Linked DNA regions of Homo sapiens: region 1 is linked to region 2. The links are chromatin loops, found by intact Hi-C in ENCODE. Cell type or tissue: endothelial cell of umbilical vein. All regions are shown on one strand. Each heading gives the region's core, and the rest is flanking DNA. Links, peaks and the distances in the headings are about the cores only. Region 1 overlaps ZNF664-RFLNA (ZNF664-RFLNA readthrough). Region 2 overlaps ZNF664-RFLNA (ZNF664-RFLNA readthrough).

What was found. A loop is a pair of places that touch in the nucleus more often than their neighbours do. Peaks named below come from ENCODE experiments on the same cell type or tissue, not always from the same donor. Only the 100,000 strongest peaks of a DNase experiment are listed, where the experiment ranks them.
Region 1: a loop joins it to region 2, with 4 times the contacts of the local background. A loop is called at or near these places in 1 of 110 quality-filtered maps.

What each region holds. Positions count from the first base shown.
Region 1 is chr12:124,109,030-124,113,421 of GRCh38, reverse strand. All of the region lies in intron 2 of ZNF664-RFLNA (ZNF664-RFLNA readthrough), which reads right to left. Among named protein-coding and RNA genes, the nearest start is that of ZNF664-RFLNA, 140 kb to the right of the region's middle. RefSeq lists an enhancer at 2,518-3,019. In endothelial cell of umbilical vein, for the core only: no CTCF peak of the experiment used is centred there; DNase peaks (open chromatin) are centred at 2,261, 2,571, 2,741 and 3,461; H3K27ac peaks cover 2,331 bases.
Region 2 is chr12:124,051,881-124,056,272 of GRCh38, reverse strand. The region is part of intron 2 of ZNF664-RFLNA (ZNF664-RFLNA readthrough); the gene reads right to left. Among named protein-coding and RNA genes, the nearest start is that of ZNF664-RFLNA, 81 kb to the right of the region's middle. In endothelial cell of umbilical vein, for the core only: a CTCF peak has its summit at 2,235; a DNase peak (open chromatin) is centred at 2,212; H3K27ac peaks cover 357 bases.

The sequences.
Region 1 (4,392 bases), core at 268-4,267, 57 kb before region 2:
CTCAATGACAGGAATGTCTAAGAATTTGTAGATATGTTTTCAAAAGATCAGAATTTTTAGCATCACAGATAATCACAGTAATGCCCAACCTTTGTTCCATTTTTTCTTTTTCCTTCTTTTTTTTTTTTTTTTTAATTTGAGATGGAATCTCACTCTGTCACCCAAGCTGGAGTGCAATGGTGTGATCTCGGCTCACTGCAACCTCCACCTCCCAGGTTCAAGCGATTCTCCTGCCTCAGCCTCCCAAGTAGTTGGGATTACAGGTGCCCACCACCACGCCTGGCTAACTTTTGTATTTTTAGTAGAGACGGGTTTCACCATGTGGGCCAGGATGGTCTCAATCTCCTAACCTCAGGTGATCCACCCACCTCAGCCTCCCAAAGTGCTGGGATTACAGGCACAAGCCACTGCGCCCAGCCTCTCTTTCTTTCATTCTCTTATTTCTTCTTTTTCTTCATTTATTCAATGATATTTACTGAGCAACTGCCAAGTGCTGAGCACTGGAAACATGGAGTCATGGGGTGAACAAGACCCTAGCTCCTGTCTGCTTGGAACGCAGAGTCTAGAAGAAGAAACAGATAATCAAATAATCTAATGATAAGTGTATCATTACAAATCAAGACCAATGCTCTGGGACAGAGATTGCCAAACTTTTCTATAAAGAGCCGGACAGAAAGTATTTTAGGTTGTGTGAGCTATACAGTGTCTGTTGTAACTACTCAACTCTGCAAGAAGCAGCCATAGGCAATACAAAAAAAAAAAAAATGAGCATCACAGTGTGCAAATAAAACTTTATTTATGCTGGGCACGGTGGCTCACGCCTGTAATCCCAGCACTTTGGGAGGCTGAGACAGGTGGATCACGAGGTCAAGAGATCGAGACCATCCTGGCCAACATGGTGAAACCCTGTCTCTTCTAAAAACACAAAAATTAGCCAGGCGTGGTGGTGCGCACCTGTAGTCCCAGCTACTCAGGAGGCTGAGGCAGGAGAATTGCTTGAATCCAGGAGGCGGAGGTTGCAGTGAGCCAAGATCACGCCACTACACTCCAGCCTGGCAATAGAGCAAGACTCGGTCTCAGAAAAACGAACAAACAAACAAAGAACTTTATTTACAAAAACAGGTGGAGGGCCAGATTTGGCCCAATGGATGTAGTTTGTTTACCTCTATTCTGGAGGAAAGGAACATTTTTCTATCAAGATGTGTAACAAAGAAGCTTGATGTACTTTGGGATGGGGAGTCTTTCCCTGAGGAAGTGACTTTTGAATAAGTAGGCGTTAACCAGGTGAAGGGGTGCATGGATGGTGGCAGGCAAGTGGAGGGAGAATCATCGAACACTGGAAAAAGTTTTAAAGAGTCAGTTTAGACAGAGGGGAGAAGGCTCAGGGGAAACTGCCAAGAAATGAGACTGGAGAGAGGTAGACTGTGGCCAAATCACACAGTAATCATGTTAAAATGTCAGGGGTTTTGATCTCAAAAGCAATGGAAAACCAATGAAGGATTTTAAGGCTTAAAAAAAATGATTTATGTGTGATTTTTTTTCCCTTAATTAGGACACATACTGACCTAACTGAATGGACTGGGGTTGCATTTTCTGGCAAAAAATGAGTTGAAGATGGGCTGGGCACAGTGGCTCACACCTAAAACAACTATAATCCCAGCGCTTTAGGAGGCCGAGGCGGGTGGATCACCTGAGGTCAGGAGTTCGAGGCCAGCCTGGCCAAAATATAGTGAAACTCCATCTCTACTAAAAATACAAAAATTAGCTGGGTGTGGTGGCCCACGCCTGTAGTCCCAGCTACTTGGGAAGCTGAGGCATGAGAATCACTTGAACCCAGGAGGCGGAGGTTGCAGTGAGCCAAGATCGTGCCACTCTACTCAAGCCTGGGTGACAGAGCGAGACTCCTATAAAAAATTCTCTTAAAAAAAAATTAAAGATGAGAGTGTGATGGCAATGCTGGAGAGATGAGGTATCACATTTTGGTGGTCTTTATAACCTCGCAGGAAGGTCACGGGAATAGTCACACATTCCAAGGGATCAAAAAGTGTGGAAAGTACTTTTTCACGCTATTATCGTGCTATTCATACATAAGGTCTTACTATTATTCAAGGTCGGTGCCCCAGAGGGATTCCTTGCATAATTAACTAATTGGTCTCACATTTCTTGCCGTGGATTTTGATTTTTTTTAAGTATTTGGCTCCAAAGGTTTTTAAACTATTCTGTTTCATGGTGTTAATTTTTCCATTGTCTAGACAGCTGGAGAGTCAGATAGGATTATCAAGAGGAAACAGCCGATTTATGACCAAAAGTCAACCTTTTCAGCCAATGGAATTTACATATTAATGACATTGTGGCAGCTGTCATAAGAAAACTTGTAAAAACCAAACCTTTCACATTTGTGCATTTCTGAAACTGGCATTGGGCAGATGTTTTGCATTTTTAATACACATGAAAGACCCTTTAATAAAACCACGGAAGAAAGAGATTGATGAGCGTGTGCCTGGTGGTGGGACAGTGGCAGCTCAAGTTTAAAAGACACATCAACCAACTTTCTGGAATCTTATAAGACATAAGATGAAAGGGGCCCAGGAGTCCTATGGCCACTTTTCAAGCTTTGACAGAATCAAAATACAGAAAGATGAGCCCATTAGAGCTGGGTCATAAAACCAAATTCAGAGTAAGAGGGAGCCTCAGAGGCCACACTGCTTCCTGGTTGTACCTGCTTCCACATTCCTCCCAAATGGGCAATCCACTTATGTAAATATCTCTGTTGACAAGGAATTCACTGACTTCCTAAATGAAACAACTTCTTCCTTCTATAGACTCACTGTCTTCTTTGAAATTCTTACTCACTGGTCCCAGATCTGGCCTCTGAGGTCAGTAGGATATGCCTGGCCCCTCACATAGTGTTCTACTGTGATACCCTCTGAAACAGGTAAAATATTCTTAGTTTCATTCACAATTTGTCTTAAGACACAGCCTTTTCATCAAGAAGACCCTCTCGGTTGGCACTGAGTTTGGCTGCATGGATGGACACTTGCGCCCAGTGGTTGCCACTCTCCTGCTAAAAACTTCACTTTGTTGTCCATTGCAACAGGATAAACTCCAAACTCAGTAACCCAGACTGACATTATGCATGTGAAATAGGCTGCAATAGGCTGCATAGTAAGTGCTCCATAAGCATTAGTTCTCATCCATTCAGTCATGTATTCATTCATTATGGCATGAATGTGAACTAACAAGGGATTCTCTTTCTTATAAAATGAGTTTAGGCAGTTACTTCATGATCCTATCAATATCTCAGGCCCCTTCTATCTTTCTCCCTCCCTATCTATTATTGAGAATGTCCCTTCAAAGTCACAAGATGGCCGTTCCACCTCCAGCCTCATGTCCCTGCTTGAAGCAAGAAAAAACAGTGACAAAAGGAAGAAGTGTTGCTTAAATAAGGAAAGCAAAACAATCTCAGAAGGCGCCTTTGGCTTTCCACTTACAGCTGATTGGCCAGAGCTGTGCCATGTGATCACCCCTAGGCACAAGGGAGCCTGGGAAATGTAGTTTCACTAGCTAGAATAGGGAAGAACGATGTTGGGTAGGCAACTAGTAGTTCCATGTTTGCTAAAACCTCTTCTGATAATATGCCTCTAGAAGTCAGGGGTCCAGAATTGGGCAACATGTCCCAGACATGGTCTACACAATCAGAATATAAAAATGAGATGGCTCGGCCGGGCGCGGTGGCTCACGCCTATAATCCCAGCACTTTAGGAGGCAGAGGCGGGCGGATCACGAGGTCAGGAGATCGAGACCATTCTGGCTAACACGGTGAGACCCCGTCTCTACTAAAAATACAAAAAATTAGCCGGGCGTGTTGGTGGGCATCTGTAGTCCCAGCTACTCAGGAGGCCGAAGCAGGAGAATGGCATGAACCCGGGAGGCAGAGCTTGCAATGAGCCGAGATCGCGCCACTCCAGCCTGGGCGACAGAGCAAGACTCCGTCTCAAAAAAAAAAAAAAAAAGAGATGGCTCCTAACTCTGGACTTGGATTAATTCATAGGGACTTGGACTGGAATTCCAACTCTAGTATTTACTACCTGTGTGACCTTTGTCAATTTACTTCTTCTTTCTAAATACCAGTTGTTTCATTTATAAACTGAAAAGAATCGTGAAACGTTGCAAAGCCACCATGGGAATTAAACAAGATTGATTATAATCAATGACTAGCACATAGTAGGTACTCAATACATGTTCGTTTTCTTCCTTTATCTGGATCCAGACAAACTATGTCCAGGAAGTGGCACAGGAACTTCCTTGTTTGGTTGCATCTTTTCTCTTAATTTGGCACCAACTCCTGTCCTGTCATCATCTCTCCTCTATTTCTTGTTGAACTGTCTCATG
Region 2 (4,392 bases), core at 219-4,218:
GGGAGGCAGAGATTGCAGTGAGCTGAGATCGTGCCATTGCACTCCAGCCTGGGCATCTCAAAAATAAAAATAAAAATATAAAATATAAATAAAGCCTAAACTTAGAACTGGCATGCCGTCACTTCCAATAAGCAGAAAAATCAGAAATTCTTGACAACACTGTTTGAGAGCCCTGATCTGTCCATGCTTGAAGCAGTTATAACTATCCTGGACTTTTCAGTTATATGAGCCAGTGGTTTTTAACCTAAAGTCAGTTGAGTTAGGTTTTCTAACATCTTTAAACAAGCAGGTTCATATTACAGGGATCACAGGTCTCTCTCTCTCTCTCTCTCTCTATTGTTCTTTTAGGATAAGTAAGGCTGAAAGTTGGACTAGAGATACAGGCAACTAGTAATAAGTTATTGAAGTTTACAAAAGAAAACGCCCATGAAGTATTGCAGCGGATAGGAAAGGAGGGAAGGCTTCAGGATACAGCCCCGCAAAATAAGCGCCAACTCCTGACACCCTGTTAAGGGTCCCCACAGAGGCCCACCTAAATGCCCATCTCCTTTAGATAGAAATATCCTATGCTTTCCTGAAACTAGACTATTGGATGTTCCCCAAACAAAGCCCCCTCTTACCCATTTTGTTTAACAAACCATTTATTAAACACCGACTGTATGTGATGCACTGTGCTAGGTTCTAGGGATGGGAGGGAGGGCAAGATAGATGAGGTCCTTTTCATGGTACAAATAGTGAAGCTTGGATGGCTGGCCTCAAACAAGCGATATCCGTAAATGTGGTGCGTGTCCTAATAACAGCACATTCGGCAGAATGAGACTCAGGGAAGAGGTCCCACATTTTCACTGGTCAAAACCTATTCATCTGTCCTAAGAGACACCACTTGCTATAACAAACCACCCCAGCAGCTCAGTGGCTGAATTCTATCTTCTCTTACATCATAGTGTGATGTGGGTTGGGTAGCTCTCCTGGACAGCTCTTTTCAACAAGCACTCAAGGATACTGGCTTCTACCACTTATCTTAAACATGTGGGCTCTGTGTGGAAGAGAAAGGGAAAGCTTGGATGGCCACACAAGGGGTGTTACAGTCAGACATGGAAGTGGCATATTTCTTTTTTTCTTTTTTCTTTTTTTTTTTGAGACAGAGTTTCACTCTTATTGCCCAGGCTGGAGTGCAATGGCGCAATCTCAGCTCACTGCAACCTCCGCCTCCCAGGTTCAAGCAATTCTCCTGCCTCAGCCTCCCGAGTAGCTGGGATTACAGGCATGTGCCACCACGGCCGGCTAATTTCGTATTTTTAGTAGAGATGCGGTTTCTCCATGTTGATCAGGCTGTTTCGAACTCCCGACATCAGGTGATCCACCTGCCTCAGCCTCCCAAAGTGCTGGGATTACAGGTGTGAGCCACCGCGCCTGGCCGGAAGTGGCATATTTCACTTCCACCACTTCTGACTGGCTCTATCGCATGGCCCAGCCACGTGACTCTAACCTCATTGCAACACAGGCCCGGGAAGAGAAAATGGGATGGGTGGGCATCCGGCCCGTCCCTGCAGTGTCATCTTTCAAGGTCTGCCTCCAGTGCCACCAGCTCCACGGAATGGGAGATATCCCGTCCCCTGAAGGAAGGTCCCTCCCTCTTCTCACTTGCTCTGCACTTTACTGGTGACTGTGATGGGCTTCACTTTCTGTTTTGGCCATTTGTGAGTCTGTCTGTCCCCTCCTAATTAGATGGAACCCTCTTGAGGGCAGAGATCCTGTCTAAGTCGCCTTAGCGTCTCCCATAGTATCTGCCACGCTCACGGATGGTGGGCAGCCCACATGTTTATGTGCTGAATTGAGGATGGCAAACCGCCATCACTGGTTTGAACCGTAGAGTAAAAGTTGAAATGTTCTTTTCCCATTTCTTCTCTCAGGCCACCCTGAGACCAATTCTCATTCTAAAAATAATTGCAGTGTCTTTTAAAGGGGAGATTTCTATGTGCCTATAAAATCCCACCATTGACATTTATACCTATGTTCCGTTTCTTTCTACAATTCATTATATTTTTCCACTCTTTACTTCTAGCGAATGGAAAGTGGGTTTAAAAATAGACCAGTGTATTACAGGAAAATTCTCGATCCTAGAAAAAACAGAGAGGGCCACTTCAAAGGAAGTGAGTGGAGCTGCTCTCCTGCGGGCTTGGAGGTTGAAGGACCTTTGTTTCTCATGCGTTGTGCTTGACTGCCCCCTTGCTGGTACGCAGCAATCACGGCCTGTTCTAGCAGAGAGAGGGGGGTTTTGAAGAAATAAGCTTCCCCGGAACTGCGTCCTGAAGCTGTCTGCACGGAAATATGTACAAAGGGAAAAGGAGGAGAAAGAAATGTGGAACAGATCTAGTTGATTCTCAGTTGGCATATCACAGGGAACGTTTTCTATCCCATTTCCCTGTTCAGCGCGAGAGGTGGGGGTTTTTCCTCTCTCCTTGCTGTCGCCTGCCTTTATTTTTCTGAGAGGCTTTTTCTGTTCACTTTACTCTCGTCCTGTTAAGCTGCCTCCCTCCACTCTCTCCTTGAAGCCAAAGACTCAATTCCACTCTGCCTCCTAGAGTTATGAAGACCTTGATTTTTTTTTTTTTTTTTTTAGACAGGGTCTCACTGTGTTGCCCAGGCTGGAGTGCAGTGGTGCAATCTTGGCTCACTGCAGCCTCAACCTCCCAAGTCCAAGCCAACCTCCCACCTCAACCTCCTGAGTATCTGGGACCACAGGCACGCACCACCACGCCTGGCTAATTTTTGTATTTTTTGTAGAGATGGGCTTTGCCATGTTGCCAGTTCAAGTTCAGGCTGGTGTTGAACTCCTGAGCTCAAGCCTGCCTCAGCCTCTCCCAAAGTGCTGGGATTATAGGAATGAGCTCCCCGCCCGGCCGAGACCTTCCTTGACTTTTAGAGCTGAAAAAAGACTAATCAGCAGCTTGTAGGGCTTTTTCATTTTATGGAGGGGGCATCCTGGTAATTCGTCTCTTCTTTTGTAGTTCAGAGAGCTTCCATTGGGGATTTTCAACTAAAATGCAGGACTGCAGAATCCAATTTGTGAAAAGGCTCTTAACCAGGACCTGGGAGGAGATTTTGGAGCTTGAAGGTTCCTTTCTAAGCTCAGGTTAATATATATAGGACTGAAAGCACCTCCGGAGCAGTGAGGTGTCTGGGGTCCAGACACAGGGAGATGGCGCAGGGGCACCCAGCACACGTTTCCACGTGCCCTTTCCCTTTCATCTTCTCCTCCACTAAAGACAAGGTAGGGCTGATATTTTCTTTCACTTAAAAGAAAACAGAATCCCGGGCGCGGTGGCTCAAGCCTGTAATCCCAGCACTTTGGGAGGCCGAGGCGGGTGGATCACGAGGTCAGGAGATCGAGACCATCCTAGCTAACACGGTGAAACCCCGTCTCTACTAAAAATACAAAAAATTAGCCGGGTGCGGTGGCGGGCGCCTATAGTCCCAGCTACTCAGGAGGCTGAGGCAGGAGAATGGCGTGAACCCGGGAGGCGGAGCTTGCAGTGAGCCGAGATTGCGCCACTGCACTCCAGCCTGGGCGACAGAACGAGACTCCGTCTCAAAAAAAAAAAAAAAAAAAAAGAAAAAGAAAACAGAATCTGTGGCCCTCAATCCATCATGGTAGCGCCGGGCTGGGAGCCGTCCTTTGACACGTTCATCTGGGGTGTTGGGGACTCAGGAGACAAAACGACTTCCCCCGCCTGTTATGGAAATCCCAACAACCCCTGGAGATATGAATGCCTCTTGGGAGGGGAAAATCATACCGAAGGATCAATTTGATTTCTTCATCACCAGAAAATTAGATCCCTGATGACTTGGTGTGAGTGTCCTGGAGACTCTTCGTCTGCACCTCTCCCACAGCCCAAGCTAAAGCCACCTCCCCATCCCTCAAAACCTGTCGTTTCATGGAAGCAAACAGATTTAGCAAGAGTTTTTTCAGTCCTCACTAAATGTTTTTTTCTAAACAGTCACTTTACTAGGAAGTGAAATACTAATGTCTTCACCTAACTCAACCACCTGGACCAAAGAGTAACTGAGTGAAGCCATTTCCCGAGAGATGGGAGGCAGCCTTCCTTCCATCTGCAGCATGTATTCAGACACAGACTTACAGGTCACATTTCCACAACGTCTACAAAAGCCCCAGAGGAAAGAATTAACGGGGAAAACAAGTGTTTAATTCTTCAAGTTAAGAACAACCACACACACACACATACACACACAGGCCTACGGGAAAAAACACGCATTATGCCTAAACCATTAGATAAACACCACTTCCTCTTCCAGTTATTTGAAATCCAAAAGATCTAATTATTGGATTTTCTTGCATTAGCCTGACTCCTTAAAGGAAGGAGCCAAATA